Regions from separate parts of the Homo sapiens genome. Here all the other regions are linked to region 1. The links are chromatin contacts, found by Hi-C or POLR2A ChIA-PET in ENCODE. All regions are on one chromosome and are shown on one strand. The core of a region is the stretch at or near the end of the contact, and the rest is flanking DNA. Distances in the headings are between cores, read along the strand shown. Region 1 holds the start of PAXIP1-DT (PAXIP1 divergent transcript). Region 2 holds the start of KRABD3 (KRAB domain containing 3). Region 3 holds the start of GHET1 (gastric carcinoma proliferation enhancing transcript 1). Region 4 holds the start of PDIA4 (protein disulfide isomerase family A member 4). Region 5 holds the start of CUL1 (cullin 1).

Region 1 (3,763 bases), core at 1,264-3,763:
ACTTTGCACCCCAGTGGAGAAATCTGCTACACCTTGTACTGTGATATGTCCAGGTGTGCTCCCTCCCCCACCAATGAGGGGCGCTAAAGGGCAGGTACCATGTCCTCTTCACCTCTGTATTATACCTGGCACCTAGTCCATGCCTGCCTCATATTAGATGGTCAACATGTGAACTTATAATCCACAGTCATAAGAGTCAGAGAATCAGATGTCCAGGCTCAAAACTTTTCAGAAAATATACTGTTTCAGATGAAAGTGGTTTGCCAAGGACATTTTTAAGCACTTAGATTTGATTCAAAGTCGAGTAAATATGGTTCCAGTTCAACTTGTTCCAGGTTTTAAGTAACATTTGGTTCAAGTCCCCTATAAGAGCCAAAGTCCTAAAATGAAACACGAAGGCTAGGAAGGAGGGGGAAGAGAAAAATGGTGGATAGCAAAAAACAAAAACAAAAAAACAAACAAAAAAAAGAGGGGCGGGGGAATCATCAATACTGGAAAAAGCTAACACTGTTACAGGCACTCATCTTCATCGCTCCGTGTTCAGCAACTGTTTTACTCTGTAAATTCAAAGATAGAAGGCTTTTTTTTTTTTTTTGAGACGGAGTCTAGCTGTTGTTGCCCAGGCTGGAGTGCAGTGGCGCGATCTCGGCTCACTGCAACTTCCACCTCCCAGGTTCCAGCAATTCTCCTGCCTCAGCCTCCCGAGTAGCTGAGACCACAGGCGCCCGCCACCACGCCCGGCTAATTTTTGTATTTTTAGTAGAGATGAGGCTTCACCATGTTGGCCAGGCTGGTCTCGAACTCATGACCTCAGGTGATCCACCCGCCTTGGCCTCCCAAAGTGCTGGGATTACAGGGGTAAACCCGGCCTTGAAGTCTCTTTACCCTAAAGTTACAGGGCAAAAAGGGTCCAAAAAGTTGTTACAAGGACGAACCTCAAGAAGGCCAAGATCACTCAGCCTTCTACAATTCCTTCTACACCATCCAAGTTCATCTGCGAAATATGAGTCTCCGCCCTTCCAGGCCTAACTCTGATCACTGGGGATCCCCATCCTCCAAGGTGGGGGCCACTGATGTCACACCCAAGGCAACACAACTGTACAGCTAAACTTTTAAGAAGGAAATATTTTGAAGATTAACCTGAAGAGGATATTCAACTAAGATGCATTCCTACCACGGACTGATAACTGTGTGACATCAAACAGATATATTATTATAGGAATACTAAGGAAAACCCACAATATCCTTTGGCGTGAGCCCAAACTACACAAAATTAAATGTGTAATGTGATGGTGTTACCAGGGTACCGTAAAATTAATCGTCCAAGTGGGAAAATCAAGGAAGACGAATGCCAGCCCCCACGTGCAGGGACACAGGCTGGAAGGGAGCGCTCCTCAGCCCCGCACAGGACGGCAGCTGCCCGGGTGGCGGAGGCGGCCAAGCCGGTGCACGGCCACGACCCCCGCCGGCCGAGCGAGGCTGGGGTCCCCGCGCGAGCTGCCCCGGCTGGGGATCCCGGCGCCCCTCGTCCGCCCTCGGAGCTGCTCTCCCGGGAGCCGAGACGCCCGGCGCGGGGAATGGGGAGACGCGACCCCGCGCCCGTCCCGCTCAGCAAAGGAGCAGAGAACGAGGCGGCCCGGTGGGTCGGGGGCGGCGACCCCAGGGCCGCAGGCCGGGGGCTCAGGGCGCGCACTAGGGGCCGAGGTACAGAGCCCCAGCCGCCTTCCCTCCCGCACTCCCCCGGGCCCGGGCCTCCCGCGCCCACCCCGCGGTCGCCCCTGCCCTCAGCGCAGTCAGGCCAGCGGCCTCGGCGGACCCGACGCTCTGCGCCCGGCGCGCGCCCGCGGCAGGAGCGGGGACGGGGACGGGGACGGGGACGGACGGGGACGCGGACGGGGGAGGAGGCCGCGGCAGGGGCGGGCGCGGTACCTGCGGGTCGATGTCGCCCACCGCGTAATACTTGACCTCCCTGAACATCTCCTCAGGAACTTTGGGCGCCTGGTCCGACATGATCGCGGCGGCCCGGGAGGCTCCGCGGCGGCGCCCGGCCCCGCCCACCCCCCGCCCCCGGCCCCCGCGGCGCCCGGCGCCCCCACTCGCCCCGCCAACGGCCCTGCCCGCGCAGCCCGGGCCCGGTCCTGCGAATCGGGGTCCGCTCCCCCGCCCTCCGCGCCCCCGCCCGCGCCCGCGCCGAGCGCCCGAAGCGCGGGAGCCGCGCGCGCCCTGCGGGACGCACCATCCCGCCCCGGCCACCGAGGGGGAGCGCCGAGGAGCCGCCCGGCCTCCAGTGACGCCCCGCGCCTCTGCCGCCAGCCACGGCTCCGGGGTAGCTGGCGCCGGCAGCCCGCTCTGGCCCTTGCGGTTCCGTGGCCGCCGCTCTGCAACGAGGGGGCCCCGAGGACGAGGGGAAACCAGCTCCCCCCTCGGCGGGGCCGGAGTGAGCCGGTCCCGGGGAGGAGGGGAGCTGGCAGGCCCCTCCCGTCGCCACATGCGGCTGCTCGGGGGCGGCGCATGCGCGCGGCGGAGGGGGGGGTGGGGCCTTGGGGCCGCGAGTGGGAGCGGGAGCGGTTCTGCGGCCTCCTCGGGCTTCTTGGCCCTGGGCGGAGTGGGATTGGGTGTCCCGGCTGTTCGCAGTGGCCGCGAGTGCGGCCGGACCTGGAGTAGTACCTGAGCCGCTCTGGCCGAGCAAGGCGCGGGGCCCCGGTCTACACCGCGCTGGACCCGGCTATGCCGTGACGGAATTCCCGAGGCCGTAGCGCCACGCGAGACGCGCACTGGTGGCCTCCGCGGCGAGTCCTGGGGTCTCCGCAAGGCCTCAGTGCCCGAGCTGGGGACGTGCTGGGGGGAGGCCCGGCCCCGTCGCTGCCCGAGGCCCCGCTGTCCCGGCCGGACCGGCCTGGTCCCTGGCGTCCTGTCGGGTCCGCGCTGGAGGAGAGTCCCAGACAGCAGAGCCCGCGGTGCAGCTCCAGCCCCGGGAAGCCCCGCGCTCAACAGGTTAATACTACACAGCGGCGATTCTAATGGTCACGCTTTTATTTACAGCTCGCCTCCCTTCCGCCAAGATTCACAGAACACGGCAGAGTGGCCTCGGGATCACCTGCCCAAGACACCTGCACGACCGGAAGTTGGGAGAAGAAATTAAGGCCATGATGATGAACGCAGCCTTTCTCGTTTATTTCCAATCCCACAACAAACCGGAGTCCAGGAACTCATGGGTGATTATCGGACTATTACCTAGTCGTAAAACTGTGGAGCATTGGTGTCTAAAGGAATCTGAGACAGACCCGCAGTGTCTCCCCCACATGCCTTAAGTCACTTCTGCCAAGCAGAAAATCATTTTTAAGTAAATGTTAGTGAAATTGGTTTTAAAAAAGAGAAGGGGCCGGGCGCGGTGGCTCACGCCTGTAATCCTATCCTTTAGGAGGCCGAGGTGGGCGGATTGCCTGAGTTCAGGAGTTCGAGACCAGCCTGGGCGACACGGTGAAACCCCGTCCCTACTAAAATACAAAAAATTAGCCGGGCGTGGCGGCACGCGCCTGTAGTCCCAGCTACTCAGGAGGCTGAGGCAGGAGAATGGCTTGAACTCGGGTGGGGGAGGTTGCAATGAGCCGAGATCGCGCCGCTGCACTCCAGCCTGGGCGACAGAGCGAGACTCTGTCTCTGAAAAAAAACAAAACAAAACGAGAAGGCTTTCAAAATTACTCTGCGGTACACTAATTTAACAGATTAGATCACTTTCCAGGCTTTAAGTTGGCCTTTGTTC
Region 2 (3,715 bases), core at 794-3,293, 5.3 Mb before region 1:
CAAAGGCGCAACTAAAATTTGGGGGATAGGGGTGCCAGGAAGTGTCTCCATAATTTAAATAATTGGCCATGCAGCAAATTTCATGTTGGTGAACTGCTTTTAGCGACTGATGGTCCACAAATGGGGCAGGAAGCCTAGCCAGGAAGTGGACGTTTGAGTCAAAGAGGTGCCAAGAATCTGCACAGCTTAAAACAAAGGTGCATCTTACTTGGATAGAGATTTCTTTCTACAGGTGTTTAAGTTTAAGGCAGGGGTCCCCAGTCCCTGGGCTATGGACCAGTACCAGTCCTGGCCTGTTAGGAGCTGGGCAGTGCAGCAGGAGGTGAGCTGCGGGCAAGCCAGGGAAAGCTTTATCTGTAGTTACAGCCACTCCCCCTTGCTCGCATTACCCCTGAGCTCTGCCTCCTGTCAGATCTGCAGGTGCTGGATTCTCATAGGAGCCAGAACCCTGTTGTGAATGCGGGATCCAGGTTGCGGGCTCCTTAGGAGAATCTAATGCCTGGTGATCTGAGTTGGAACAGTTTCATCCCAAAACAACCCCCCTCCCAGTCCATGCAAAAATTCCCTTCCACAAAACCGGGCTCTGGCCCAAAAGGTTGGGGACCCCTGATTTAGGGGGTTTTAACGTTTAGGGATCCCGGGCCGGAGGGTGGGCGGTGGAGAGGAGCTGGGAGCAGGAACACATTACTGTAAGGAGCCCGCCTCACCTCGGCACGGAGGTGGGACCCGGCCTAAAGCCCAGGAGGCGACTTACCCTGAGGGCTGTGGCCTGTAGGGCTCTTGAAAAGTTGGACTTTTAAGTTTTCCCTTTCCGCGAGGTGGGGCCTTGTGATATCTTCAAATCCTTGTTCAGCAGGCTGCGCACACGCCGGTCCTGTGTCTAAGGTGTCTCGGGTATGACCGAGGGGGCTTTGCCCGAGTGGGCGTGCGCCTTTCCTCGGAGGCCGGGACGAGGGGTTGTCGGCATCGTACCCGAGTCCGTGATCATGGCCGGCGCGGCTGCAAGGGCCAGCCCCGGGCGACTGGGCGAGGAATTCCCTTTCCTTCCCTCCGATATTGCCCAGGCAGAGCGCTGTCTGGGCCGCAAGGTCTGGACGGGGCTTCCAAACTCAGAGCAGAGTCTCCTCTGCGTGGGACCACAGCCTCCCCTTCCCCTCCAAGCTTCTGTCTGGCACAGCAGGCTTAGCCCCGCAGGCCCCCTTCCAGCAGCCTTCTATAAAAATGACGGGGTCCTTCTCCAGACAGGAAAACCAGGCTCGCTGCGCCTCGCCCGCACCCCCGGAGCGCTCTCGCAGCGCCCGCCCAGACCAGGCCTTCGAACTCGTGAAGCGCAGGGGGAGGCAGAGGAGAGTGGGCCGCGCTTCCTTCCCGCATCACACGTTTATTTGAGGCCTACTATGTGCCAGGAACAACTGGGGTTACCACCCCAGCAAACAGGCACGCAAAATGTGACACGAAGGTAGGTCATGGCTGCGGCGAGCGGGGGCGCGGGCGAAAGACGTGAGGATGTACGGGGGCCTGGCAGCTGCTCTGTCCCACCCACGCCCGGCCGGACCCTCGACCCCTTTCACTCCAGGTCGGGTTTCCCCGACCGCGGCCTCTGGGAAAGATGGGTCCCTCTTCATCCCCACCATCAGCCCCTGGCACATGGGACGCGCTGAGTGGTGGCTGCGGGAATGAATGAGTGATAAGCGGCGCGTACCCGCGGGCTTGCACGCCCACAGCCGCCCCGGCTGGTCTCGGCGCGCAACCTCTACCCGCAGCTGGGGGCGGGGACGAGGGGAGGGGGCGGGGACGAGGCCCGAGCCAGGTCCGCCCCGCCCTGTCTCCGCCCCCCGCTTCCGAGCCGGCGCCGCGGCGCCTTCTGGGAAGTGTAGTCCGCGTCTGCGCCGGCCGGCCGGGCCGCCGAAGCCGGGGGCTCCGGGCGGAAACGGCACCACCCACCAAGGGATGCGAGGCGCTCGGGGCGGGCTCAACGAGGCCGGGGGCGGGCCCGGGCGCGCCCACCCCCGCCCCTCCCCCTCGGCCCAGGCCCCCGGCCCCGCCTTCTCCTGCGCGGACCTGGGCCGCCGCCGACGAGGGTCGCGTGCGCCCGCGCCAGGGCCCGCGCCGGAAACCGAGGAGTGGCGGGGAGGCTGAGCCCGGGGATGGCGCGCCAGGTAAGGCAGGCGGACGCGCGGACCCCTCGGCGCAGTGCGGCCCCGAAGGCGGTAGGGCGAGAAAGAGCTGGGACCCCCCCGCAACTTCGGGATCGGCTGGGTGAGGCTGGGCAGGCCTGATGCTCAGGGGTTCGTGCCGGGAAGTTCAGGTCCTCGGACAACCTCTCTCCAGCTCTCCGCCGCCGGTACCCACGGCCCAGTCTCCACCTGGGGAAACCCCCTTGGCGTGGCTTGTTTCGTTACAAGTTATCCTGGTAGAGTGGGCATGAAGGCCTCGGAGGCAGTGAGTAAATCTCATACTTCTGTTCTTGGTGGAATCCTGGATCCCGGGGGCTGGGGACGTGGAAATGGGGAGAAACAAAGATAGAACAAACCCCAAGTTTTGTCTTGGGAAGCCTGCAGGTAAGGCGTTTAGATCTGAGAACTGGAGGGAGAGCCCCAGGCCGTGACAGCCTGGGCACCGTTTGGGCTAGGTTGTGTGTGGGCTGTGACGATGCTGGGAAACTCTGGTGCTGATATCAGTGAGGTATCAGGTATCTGGTGCTGATACCAGCAACTGCTCCACGTTCTTCTGGATGGGCACCTGGAGCCAGTTCTGCAACCGTGGTGGCTCCTGAGCTTTGGCCAGTCCGAGGCAGCCATGGATGGGGGGCAGCGTGTGACTAGGCAGAGCAAACACTGTGCCAGGCCCTTGGCGTCATTAGTGCCCCCAAGCATTTGGGGAGAAGGGAGAGGCTAGGCAAATTGGATGTTGTTGGGCAGGGACAGTCAAGTGTCCTTTTCAGGTCTGGCTGCACAGTTAAGTAGCCTAGGGACACCCTGGTTCAGACATGCCCATGGCCCCATCCTAAGGCCTCCTCATACCACAGTTTCCTGTTCTGTAAAGTGAGGAGTTTGGGCCATTGACCTTTCAGATCTGATGAGGGGAATATCCTCACACTACGTAGCTTCATGGAGAAGGTGGCCAGGAGTGACCTTGGGGAGTGGTAGGTCACTGTAAGGTGGAGAGGAGCAGGGAGGGTTCCCAGAAGCCCAGGGCAATGTGAGCACAGCCTCCAGGTTGAGAGGTCCTGTGGCAGGGTCTGATCAGGGAGCCCGAGCCTGAGGCCCACTGGGAGAGCAGGTCTAGGTTGGGAAGGACTGTGAGAGAGGGGCAGGTCCAGCAGGCACTGAAGCTGCAGTTTTTGTGCTGGGCTAGTGACACGGTGGAAGGGTGATGTTAGGAGGACCAGTGTGCAGCTATGAGCTAGGAGGCTGCCCAGTTACAAGAGTCCTGGGTCAGCCCAGAAAGCTTTTCTCCATTGGTTGGGGGAAGGAGGTGAAGTGGGGCCCGAGGAGGAAGGCCGGTGGTGTGTGGGCAGAGCCAGCCAGTGGTGGCCTTCCTCCTCCCGAAGATGAGTTTTGTAGCCCAGGTGTTTGCACACTCACACTTGCTCACTCCCTCACACACAAAACCCTCACTCTTTGCTTTTTCTGGGGAGAGGGAGGCCACTGGCAGAAGCGCCTACCCTGGCCACAGTCAGTTCCCATTCTCATTTTCTAAGAATTTTATCACA
Region 3 (3,565 bases), core at 121-2,620, 6.0 Mb before region 1:
GTAATGACCCTTTGTTTCTGATGAGGAGGCAGCTGCGTGGCTTTCTAAAGGCTACATAAGAACCTAAGGGCTGAACCAGGATTAGAAAGTGGCTCTGGTGCCTCACGTGGTGAGCATCCCGCAATGTACTCTGCCCTCTTCCGCCTTCTCTATTTTCAAACTCTTGGACTTGGTTTGTCTTCCTCCAAAATACTTTCTCTCTGAAAATGTTCACATCTCTTAGCTTCAAAACTTAACTGGATTGTCGACTTTGAAATGCCTCTTAATTTTGTCCATTGAGTGTTGTATCATCAAATACCAGTCCTTAATCCTACTGATATTAAAACATTAAAAAAATCCTGGCCGTGCGCGGTGGCTCACGCCTGTAATCCCAGCACTTTGGGAGGTTGAGGCAGGAGGATCACTTGAGGTTAGGAGTTCAAGACCAGCCTGGCCAACATGGCGAAACTTCGGTCTTTACAAAAATAGAAAAATTAGCCAGGCGTGGTGGCGCGCGCCTATAGTCCCAGCTACTCAGGAGGCTAAGGCAAGATAATCGCTTGGACCCACGAGGCGGAGGTTGCAGTGAGCCGAGATCACACCACTGCACTCCAGCCTGGGTGACAGAGACTCCAGCCTGTCTCAAAAAAAAAAAAAAAAAAAAAAAAAAAGAAAGAAAAGAAAAGAAAAAGTACAAGAAAAAGAAAAACCCCTATTCACCCTCATCCCATTTCCTGTCTTTGATCTCTTAGGACATACTATACCATCTTTACCAATAATTGGTCCGTAGTATCTATTACTATTTATTTGATTTTTGTTTTCTTTTTCCTTCTTGTCTGTGATGGGTTTTCCCAAATTTACTGTTTGTTTCTGGAAGAAAAGAATAGTACTTCGTTTTCCCCCTGTATTCCATGCTTTATTTAATGATGCTGACTTTCAACATTTTAAAATTGAGATGAAAACAAGAAACGAGGGATGCCAGGAGAGTGGAAACTCTCGTAAAAGACTAGTCAAGTGCAGTAGTGAGAAGGGGGGAAAGAGTAGAACAAGGAGTTCGATCTGTAACTGACTGTGAACAATCAATTGAGATAACTCACTACCTTCGGACCAGCCAATAAGTCCTCCTACTGTTTGAACTATTTAAAGCCCCCAAATTTGTTCATTTTCCCCTTACAGTGATATTCTGGTTTCAGTTTACTGATGACTATATTTACAATATTAATGATATATATATACTCTAAGAATTCCCTGGCACATCTATTTATCAATAGCTGGAAAAACGTACTGAATAACAAGAATCAGACGTGTTGCTAAGCATCCTGGGAAAGAGATATGCAAAATTAGCATTTCGTCATCAGGGCGTCTTTCCCCCGGTTTGTCTTGAGTGGCTCAGCCACCGCAAGGTACCAGAGAGCCGCCCAATCTGCGCTGGCCTCCTTTATCTGTTTGCTGTGTGACCCTCCGGACAGCTCTGTGGGACCTGGAGGAAACTGTGAGCCCTACAGATAAAGTCTGTGCTTCCAGCGTCGGTAAATCCCAGCAAGCGCCACTACCTGGAGGCTGACACTTTCCCATCTTGGCAGTCAGCTCCCTACAGAGGTGCTTCTCCCACTGCCCAAGATCCCTGCCTCCTCCTTAAACCCCAACTGATAGAACAGAAACCACCACCTAAGGAACGTGAAGGGGAAGCATCTGAAACACCAGAAGATCTTGGATTGTTCCTGAGGACTTCAGAATCTACAGGGACAAAAGGCAGAAGCAGGAAGTCCGAAGTAAAGATGACTAAGAAAAGGCGGGTGGAAAAGATTTCTGTGAAAGTGTCAGAGGCAAAGCTCTGAAAGACCTGAAACTCATGCCGAAAGCAAAGAACAGCAAAAAGACAGTAGGGATGTGTCTGGAGCAACAAGGATCGGGCTGTTCCTGGGGCAGCCGAATTCACAGCTCTGTTTTACTCCTAATGGAGGATCTTCCTGCTGCAGCGGCGAGTAGACCTTACTGTAAAGGTGCAGGCAAGGGGAGGGGAAGGGCAGGCAGCTGCCCATTGGAGTTCACATCTCCAAGCCTGAGAAAATGTGTTCCTGGATGCCCCAAGCCAATGGAAAAGCAGAATCATTGACTATGTTTGACTCCTTCTGGTACCTAGCACAGTATCTGGGACACAGCAGGTGCTATGTAAATGTGTTGAGTGAATGAATGAATGAATGCCATTGAGGAGAATGAATAACCCCAGAAAACTAGACATGGGTAGATGTTGTCCTAATTTCAAAAGAGGGGAAAATGAGAGTGAGAGTTTCATAAATGACAATCTCTAAACGATGTTGCTCTCTAGCAAAATTCTAGAATGGATTATTTTAAGAACAAAGCAGGTAAACATTGGCAGCCAACTTGAAATTAATAAGAAAAAGGTGTGCGCCAGAATAGTTTTATTTCCTTTTGTTTTTCATTGTACAGCTTGATTTGACTAAGTTGTTTATACCTTTCACTCTGCCTTTGCATGCACTGGGGGTGATCTAGTCTACTATGTGGACTGGAAGTCCACCCAGTGGCCAGGCTCAGAGGCAGGGAAGGGGGGTTGGTGCCATTCTGGGAGAGGAGGTTTCTGGGGCTGTTTCTCAGCCAGATCCTGTCTCATCTGTTTCCAACAACCCCACAAATGAAGACACTGAAGCTGACTAATCAAATTGACTGATGCCCCAATAGGTGTCATGATATGCAGTGAGAATCCGGCAGGCATTAGAGATGAACAGCACGGGCTGCAGCCACATTATCTCAGCTTGAGTCCTAGTTTTCACCAGCTACTAGCTAGCTATCTCTGGTCAAGTCACTTACCTTGCTTGAGCCTCAGTTTCTCCATCTAGAAAATGGTCATAATCGAAGTATCTATCTTATAGGGTGTTGGGAAGATTAACTGAGAAGCCACATAGAGTTTACTGGCACATTAAAAAAAGAAACTATAAGAATGTTAGCTGTCCTTTTGCACGGCAAAAGGAACAGTAAGCAGAGTAAACAGACAACCCACAGAGTGGGAGAAAATCTTCCCAATCTATACATCCGACAAAGGACTAACATCCAGAATCTACGAGGAACTCAAATTAGCAAGAAAAAAACAATCCCATCAAAAACTGGCCTAAGGACATGAATAGACAATTCTCAAAAGAAGATATACAAATGGCCAACAAACATATGAAAAAGTGCTCAATATCACTAATGATCAGGGAAATGCAAATCAAAACCACAATGCAATACCACATTACTCCTGCAAGAATGGCCATAATAAAAAAAAAATCAAAAAAATAATAGATGTTGGTGTTGATATGGTGAAAAGCGAACACTTCTACACTGCTGGTGGGAATGTAAAGTAGTACAACCACTATGGAAAACAGTGTGGAGATTCCTTAAAGAACTAAAAGTAGATCTACCATTTGATCCAGCAATCCCACTACTGGATATCTACCCAGAGGGGAAAAAAAAAGTCATTATATGAAAAAGATGCTTGCACATGCATGTTTGTAGCAGCACAATTCGCAATTGCAAAAATATGGAACCAGCCCAAATGCCCATCAACCAACAAATGGATAGAGAAACT
Region 4 (3,388 bases), core at 618-3,117, 6.0 Mb before region 1:
CAGAAAAAAAAAACAGCCAGGCGTGTTGGCAAGCACCTACAGTCCCAGCTCCTCGGGAGGCTGAGGCAGGAGGATCCCATGAGCCCAGGAGTTTGAGGCTTAAGTAAGCCATGATCAGGACAGTGCACTCAAGCCTGGGCAACAATGCGTAACCTTATCTAGGAAAAAAAAAAAAAAAAACGGAGCTAGAAGTCCCAGGAGGCCTGCCCTTGGCCATGATGACCCCTGGGATTCCTAGGCTCACCCTAGGAGCAACTGCTTCCCAGGGACTCTTCTGTGTTAAAGACCTCTGACCGGAAGGATAAACTTGCTGGTCCTAACAGCTCCTAAAGCCACTCTCCCAGGCCTCTCAAGAATCCCCCCAAAAACAGAATCACTGGATCAAAACCAAGACAGTGCTATATGCTTTTCCGCTATGTTCCAAAAAGCATCTTCCACCCACACTGGTCCTCAACTTTCACTGTGCCTCCCGAAGTTAATTCTATGTCTCAAGGGAAAACTGACTTAAAACGCAGATTCCGGGGCCCACCCCTGCATTCTGCTTCAGTGTATTTTGGGTATCTGTATTTAAATAAACACTATTTAAACAAACATGATTTGGGTAAAGGTCTCAAGACACAATTTGTAAGCAGTCCCGCTATCGGATTCCTTTCGGCAGGTGTTTTTCTCGCCGAGTGTGGGTTTTTACTTCCTTTTCTATTTGGGCAAAGACTCTTTTTGAATCAGTGACCCACGCAGAAGTTACTCAATCTGTTTGAAAGAGTATAAAGTTCACGATTTCCCTACACACTAACATTATCAAAGAGTGTATATTTATATTAGAACAAACTCAGAAGGTTAAAAAGCTAGTGATTAAAAGTAAGGGCAGAGAGGAAGAAGGTAAAGACCAGTACCTGGATGCCTTATTCTCTAGGAATAACAACTTTTCCTTAATTAGCACTTCCTAATCTTCAGAGTTCTTATGTCTGCAGCTAGCTCACTTCGAAGAAAAATGCAGGGACCATGAAGTAGTTGTTACTATTCCTACTGGAGTACGCGCTTCATGGGCAGGGACCACACTCACAATCTTTTCCTCCCAGAACCCAGTACAGGGACTGGCACACAGTAAATGCTAAATGCAGAAGGAATGGTATCTCTAGTTTCTCAAAGGTGCAAACCAAGCCATCCCTTTCTCCAGAATCTATGGATTAATCATTTCCAAATCTACAGACCACATTTTGAAAAGGAATGCTTGCTGTTCCAAAGAACTCGCACTTGTTTCTTCACGCCCTCGCCCCTTCTCTCCAGTGGCTCTCCCTCTCCCTTCCCACTGCCTGGGCGCGTTCGCCTGGAGTTAGCCTGGACCTGACGAAAATCTGTAAATTAAGGCGAAGGACCCAGCTGCAAAAAAGGCGCTCTGCAGCCCTCTCCCAGCCTCGGGTGACAGGGGTCTTCCAGGGCGTCGGAGCCCAAGAGACCCCGGCCACCTTCCTCTCCCGGGAACCCCAAATCGATCCTGCCACTGCCACAGCCACCGCCCCCGCCCCTTCAACTCCGCCAAGTTTACCCCGGGCTCGGCGCCCATCACTAGTTCTGGAGCTGACCGCGCGGAAGCCCGCCCGCCGGGGTCGCAGGGCCCAGGCCCCCGCACAGCTCTGCAGCCCCCGCAAGCACAGCCCGACCCGCGGCGCGCTTGCCGCTCACCCTCGTCCGGGCCCTCGGCACCCGCCACGGCCAGCAGCTGCACCAGCCCCAAGAGCAGCAGGAGCAGGAAGGCTTTCCGGGGCCTCATGGTAGCGGGGGCGGAGCGCGGCCTCCTAGCGTCGGCGGCCGCTGAGCGCACCGAGAACTCGGGGTCTGGCCGACAGCCCGTCGCTCCTTAGCGACGCGGGGGAGCCGGAAAAACCCACGGAAGTCGTCCCCGGCGATTGGCAGGGGGCGGAGGAAGTCGCGGGCCGGCCAATCCCAGACTGACGCCGGCACGGACCGCGCGCGCCTCGGCCGCGACGAGTCGGCTCCGCCGCCCTAGGCCCTCCCTACTCCTGCGCGCGGCCCTCGGCTGCGCGTTTAAAACTCCGAGCCCTAACGTGAGGTGCCCCCTTCTGATTGGCTGCGCCACAACCACCAATCAGCGGCTGCCACTCGGTTTGCCGGGAGCGCACAGGCCAAGAGGGAGAGCGGGGGAGAACAAAGGCGGCGGGCCGGGCACGGGGAGTGCGGGACCTGGCTACGCCTCGGGGCGCTATTGGCAATCGGTGCCGGGGGCGGGGCAGGAGAGGCGGAGCCTGGGAAATGTGGAGCGGGGCGGGGCTCGGCTCAGCATCCTGCGGCCGAACTTGGCAGTAAGAACACGTGTCGGTACCGGAGCGGTGGGGAGCAGTGGCGAGCAGGGCGGTCCTCGCAACCCGCCGGGGCTCTGGGAAGCTGGAGACCAACGCGGGCGGAGGAGCACGAGCCTGTTTGTTGCTAGAAAGGGGCTCCAAGTCCGCTGCATGTTCGTGGCCTTCTTAATTTCTTTTTCTGCTCGAGCAAATAAAAGTTTCATTTCTCTCCGGAGTATTGAGCTAGAGAGCGGGGAAGAGCATGCAGTAAAGTGAATCCAGACTAGAATCTGGGGAAGCCTCTCTCCAAGGTTGCATCTCGGAGAAACAAGCCATCAGATTCTTGTCTAAACTTTGCCTCGTCTTATTTAGTTTTCTAGTGATTTTCTGCAAAAGGAAATACCAGATAGGCAATCTAGTGGTTTACATAGATCTGAATAAAAGCTTGAGGTTTTCCCTCTTGACCACTTTGGAGAAGAAAACTAGGTTAAGATGACGATTTTTGTATGTCAGAAAAGAAGCCTGTAATGTGCATTAAGTTTGAGACTTTTTTTTAACACCTGGGAGTTTGAGAAGGCAAATAGGGAAAAGAAAAAAAATAGAAACTCAAGTTCAGGAATATTTTCTCGTGTGTGCAGATTATTACGTGAGGAAGAAAAAAGGGATAACTCACAGACCTTAGCAATTAAAAATACTTAATTTTTTTGTTGAATGCCTATTAATCTGATGGTTCCTGGTCAATTTTGTAGGGCAGAACATTATGCAACTGTACACACTGATTTATTAGAGTGCTATGAATGTGGGCCACCAGACAGTTCGGTATCATGTTATTTTATTTTTTGAGACAAGAGTCTTGCTCTGTCACCCAAGCTGGAATGCAGTGGCGCCATCTCCTCTCACTGCAACCTCCGCCTCCTGGGTTCAAGTGATTCTACTGTCTCAGCCTCCCGGGTAGGTGGGACCACAGGCGCCCGCCACCACTCCCTGCTAATTTTTATATTTTTAGTAGAGACAGGGTTTCACCACGTTGGCCTGGCTGGTCTCAAACTCCTGACCGACCTCAAGTGATCCACCCACCTCGGCCTCCC
Region 5 (3,630 bases), core at 1,029-3,528, 6.3 Mb before region 1:
TTTGAAAGTTATATTTTATTTCATTGCTTTTGGCCTAATGTTGTAGCCTGTTGAGACTGTTTTGAACTTTGATTCTGACATCTATCAAATTAATTATCCCTCCAAACTTTGGGTCATCCGAGAGAGACATCAATTTTGCTGAGTTGGGGGGTAAAGATGGAGGAAGGATGTTTTAAAGTAGAAAGAGAGCAGCAGGTGGCCTTGACTTGTGAGGTAGGCGGCAAGGTTATCTGCGCAAAGTAAATGCAATCTGGATGTTAAGTGGACGTAAAAGTCGATGGAATAAATTTGCTGCTAAGAATGATCGTGTAGGCAGGTGGAGAGTAAAGAATAGAAAGGAGTTAAGAACCAGGAATGGAGGCAGTGAGAAGAGAGAGGGTGGTGTGGGTGGACCAAATACTGCTATTAAGGAAAAAGAGAGGGTGGAGGAAACAAACAATACAGGGAAGGTTGACCCACTCAGCCCTTCTATTCAGCTGGAGGAAGTCACAGAAAAGGAGGCTATATTGAATGGTAAGATTGGAGAAGACTGGTTAGGGAATAGGAAGATAAGCTGTTGTCTAAAAAACGCAGTCTCCAGTAAAAGGAAGAAATTGGGACATTTTTTTAAAACCCCACATAGGTACACTGGAAAACATGGGCCACAGGGATAAACCTTCCATTTTTACTTCCAACCTTACCATGTGCTCACAAAAAAAGGTGTTAAATACATGTAAGTTTTGACGAGGTTATTTAAAAGTGTAGGATATAAACCAAGAATTTTTCACACCCCAAAACCCCGCACAAATTAAGGGATTACATATCTGAGTGACAAGTACATACAAACGCATTACTTCTAGAGATACTTAGATGTAGATAAAAGACCACATTTCAATAGAAGGATCACACAGACCAGTGGGATGTTTCTTCTGAGATAACCCACTTTATGCAGGAAACAGTGTGGACTCTGGGGACGGCCTCTGCTCTGGCTGAGGATTTCTGTCCCAGAGCGGTACAGGAATCTGCGTAGTGTTTTAGTTTGGAGAAAACAGGAAGTTACACTCATCACATCTTTTGCCCAGATGATAGAATTCGAAATCCCCCCGGGGTTGTTCATGGAATGAGCCGCTCTGTTATGTTGTGAGCCGTGGTATTAATCAGCCACCCCTCACTAGGTGTTGGGGTTCCACCACGCTTCCTCCACCCCCCGTCACCACAGCAGCGGGTAGTATTTAGGTTGAATATTCCAAATAGTCAATTATGACAGTTAATTTCAAATGAGATGACTTCGAAGTACACGTGAAAACAATACTATTTTATATCACGACTCATGCCATCCGTATGTGTAATCAAAGCCTTCTAAGTCTTGATATGTCCTTACAAAGACGAAGGATAGAGTGAATGTCAAAATTTGCCAAACAGGAGTTACTGAAAGTCTGAAGGGGAAAGCCTAGTTAGGTTTTATCTTAGAAGTGATTTTTAAAACGAAACACGCAGATAAGCTCGAGCTTTCTGGAGCCGATTCCTAAGGCCTTGCAGGTGGTAAGGGGGTCGAGAATTGGCTGAGGTTCCTCGGAAGTCCGCGCCGATTCGGAGGGCCACCTCTGACTTTCTGATCTGGGGTGCAACCCCCAGTCCCTGTCCCGGTCGACAAAGGTGTGGAGTCAGGTTCCAGGCAAGCTGGGGGTGGGGGTGCGCACAAGGGAGGGGCAGGGGACTGGGACCCCCTCTTCTTCGGGGTGCTTCGGGCCGTTTCTCCAGAGGCTGGTGGTGTCCCCGACCCAAGCAGCTCAGCCCCGCTCGCGAGGTCCGAAGTGGCGGGAACGGGTCCTCCGCGGCGGTCCCAAGGCGAGGGAGGCTGTAAAACCTGGCAGAGAATCCGGCGCGCCGGGTCGGGGATGTCTCGGGTGCCGGGGGCAGGGGCCGCAGGCTCGCAGGTAGAAGCTTCCCCACGCGAGCGGGGGCCTCGGCCGCGGAAGGGGCGCCCCCGGGGCCGCCGGCAGCGGCGAGCGGGCGGGAGGGAGCTTTCCGGGCCCCTCCCGCGCCTCGGGCTGGCGGGGCGATGGCGACGACGGTTTCCCGGCTCCCCCGCCCCGGACGCCGATGGCGGTGCGTTCCGGCCCTCCCCCAACAGCTTCTCCCCCGCGGTCGCCGGAGCCGGTGAGGCCGAGAGGGCGGGGAGCCGCGCAGGGAAGGCGAGAGGGCGGAGGTTGCGTGGTGCAGGCGGCGGCGGCGGGAGGAGGAGGGCCGGGCGGGCAGGGGAGGAGGAGGAGGCGGGCGCCGTGTCGCACGCAGCTCCAGGCGGGGCAGCCCCGGTAGCTGAGGGACGCAGCTAGACCTTGGCGGGACGGGGCTTTCGCCGGGGCCCAGGCCCAGGGACCAGGCGGAGGCGTCGCGGGAGCCTTTGGGGCACCACAGAGATGCGGGTGAGTGTCGGCAGCCGCCGGGGCCGAGAGGAGGTGGCGGCGGCGGCGGCGGCGCAGGCCCGGCCCCGAGCCGCGGTGTCGCAGTGACTCGGGCCGCGACGGCCGAAACCAGGCGCCTGGCGAGGCCTGAGCCGCCGAAACGCGGCCGGGCAGAATGGCGGCCGGGCCGGGGGACTCGTGGGCGGAGGACGCCGAAGGTGGCAGAGGAGCGAGCGGGGCCGGGCCCTGAGTCACCCCGGACGGGCCGGGGCGGCCAGGCCTGGACTACGCACTGGGAAAAAGCACGATTCATCGCGCCTGGAGGCGGCGGCCTGGTGGCGCCGGCCCCTTTCCCCGCCGCGACCGGGCTGGGTTCTCGGAGGGTGGGCCGACGTGTGGCCCGGGGCGGCTCGGGCGTCCGCGCCTCGCCTGGTGAGGCGACCTCCGCGGGACGCCGGGACCCGTGCCCTTGCCCCCTCGCGCCCACGCTTCTTCCCGGCGCTGCTTTCCGGCCGACGCGTGTTCCCCTGTGAGCTCTGGGCTCAAGCGCAGGAGCAGCCGCGGAGCCGGGCTCTCTCGCTTTCCGGTTCCCTGCCCGCGGCTCTCGGGTTCCCCGCCTGCATTGTTGCGAACGTGCAGGGCGCTATTATTGGGTAACAGTCGCCCTTTTGCCCCGTTCTCCTGGGAGAGCGGGCCGGGGCATGCGCGCAGGGATGCTAGCCCGGCGGCCGAACCGGACAGAGCCCCCCGGCGCCCGCCTATCGCTCGCTAGTCGGGCCGGGCCCTGCGCTGCGGCCTCGGCGCGCCCCCGGTCCCAACGGGAGCGCGCGCCCTGACCCTGAGGGTAGCCGTGCGCCCGCCAGGCCGCTGGGACTTGGGGTCCCCAGACTCGGGGGTCGTCGCTTTTTTTTCCCTTAAGATCTGAAAGACCCCCGTTTCTGCCACCCGTGCAGTATTGTGTAGCGCAGACATAAGATAAGAAAGAGAGGAATGCTTGTAGACATTCCTTGAAATGAATCCCCAAAGTTAGGGTTTTCTCCCTGGCTGGCTTTGCCAAAAAGAGGATTCTCTTTTCCGATTGGGTCACTCTTGGTTGCTTCTGGTTCGTAGTAGGGGTTAGTGGTAAGTGCGCAAATACTGAATTGCAGTCTACTTAAATATTTGTTTGCTCTGTGTAATTGCTCTTTCCTGTAGTAGCATTAAAATCGTCAAAAGTTCTGAGTGGAGTAAACGATCACACTTTTTG

Evidence for each region. A loop is a pair of places that touch in the nucleus more often than their neighbours do. ChIA-PET counts read pairs that join two places held with the same protein, here RNA polymerase II (POLR2A). Pooled maps may share reads with other maps.
Region 2: a map of ascending aorta shows a loop between it and region 1 (5-fold over the local background). The contact joins the promoter of KRABD3 here to the promoter of PAXIP1-DT in region 1. A Hi-C loop is called at or near these places in 1 of 168 maps with a recorded cell type or tissue (ascending aorta), 1 of 37 single-sample maps with no recorded cell type and 5 of 50 pooled maps.
Region 3: a pooled map shows a loop between it and region 1 (21-fold over the local background). The contact joins the promoter of GHET1 here to the promoter of PAXIP1-DT in region 1. A Hi-C loop is called at or near these places in 1 of 37 single-sample maps with no recorded cell type and 4 of 50 pooled maps. POLR2A ChIA-PET finds 5 or more read pairs at or near these places in 1 of 52 experiments (CD4-positive, alpha-beta T cell).
Region 4: a loop to region 1 is called in a map of endothelial cell of umbilical vein, with 14 times the contacts of the local background. The contact joins the promoter of PDIA4 here to the promoter of PAXIP1-DT in region 1. A Hi-C loop is called at or near these places in 1 of 168 maps with a recorded cell type or tissue (endothelial cell of umbilical vein), 1 of 37 single-sample maps with no recorded cell type and 5 of 50 pooled maps.
Region 5: a loop to region 1 is called in a map of naive thymus-derived CD4-positive, alpha-beta T cell, with 27 times the contacts of the local background. The contact joins the promoter of CUL1 here to the promoter of PAXIP1-DT in region 1. A Hi-C loop is called at or near these places in 1 of 168 maps with a recorded cell type or tissue (naive thymus-derived CD4-positive, alpha-beta T cell) and 5 of 50 pooled maps. POLR2A ChIA-PET finds 5 or more read pairs at or near these places in 1 of 52 experiments (activated CD8-positive, alpha-beta memory T cell).

What each region holds. Positions count from the first base shown.
Region 1 is chr7:155,000,920-155,004,682 of GRCh38, forward strand. It overlaps PAXIP1-DT (PAXIP1 divergent transcript), which reads left to right and starts at 2,514. Exons shown (of 1, transcript NR_028090.1): 1 at 2,514-3,763. It overlaps PAXIP1 (PAX interacting protein 1), which reads right to left and starts at 2,205. Exons shown (of 21, transcript NM_007349.4): 1 at 1,930-2,205. The coding sequence starts at 2,010. RefSeq lists silencers at 1,346-1,495, 1,666-2,035, 2,066-2,755, 2,776-2,855 and an enhancer at 3,100-3,601.
Region 2 is chr7:149,712,908-149,716,622 of GRCh38, forward strand. It overlaps KRABD3 (KRAB domain containing 3), which reads left to right and starts at 2,044. Exons shown (of 17, transcript NM_001290187.2): 1 at 2,044-2,159. The coding sequence starts at 2,148. RefSeq lists silencers at 571-865, 1,692-2,131 and enhancers at 1,197-1,696, 2,334-2,966.
Region 3 is chr7:148,986,157-148,989,721 of GRCh38, forward strand. It overlaps GHET1 (gastric carcinoma proliferation enhancing transcript 1), which reads left to right and starts at 1,371. Exons shown (of 1, transcript NR_130107.1): 1 at 1,371-3,273. It also overlaps RNY1. RefSeq lists a silencer at 1,018-1,087 and enhancers at 1,230-1,730, 1,298-1,347, 1,668-1,717.
Region 4 is chr7:149,026,638-149,030,025 of GRCh38, forward strand. PDIA4 (protein disulfide isomerase family A member 4) reads right to left here and starts at 1,868. Exons shown (of 10, transcript NM_004911.5): 1 at 1,684-1,868. The coding sequence starts at 1,771. RefSeq lists enhancers at 988-1,582, 1,583-2,176 and silencers at 1,501-1,550, 1,641-1,710, 1,781-2,360.
Region 5 is chr7:148,696,625-148,700,254 of GRCh38, forward strand. CUL1 (cullin 1) reads left to right here and starts at 2,279. Exons shown (of 22, transcript NM_003592.3): 1 at 2,279-2,405. RefSeq lists silencers at 1,134-1,193, 1,854-2,883, 3,184-3,283 and enhancers at 1,464-1,513, 2,581-3,306.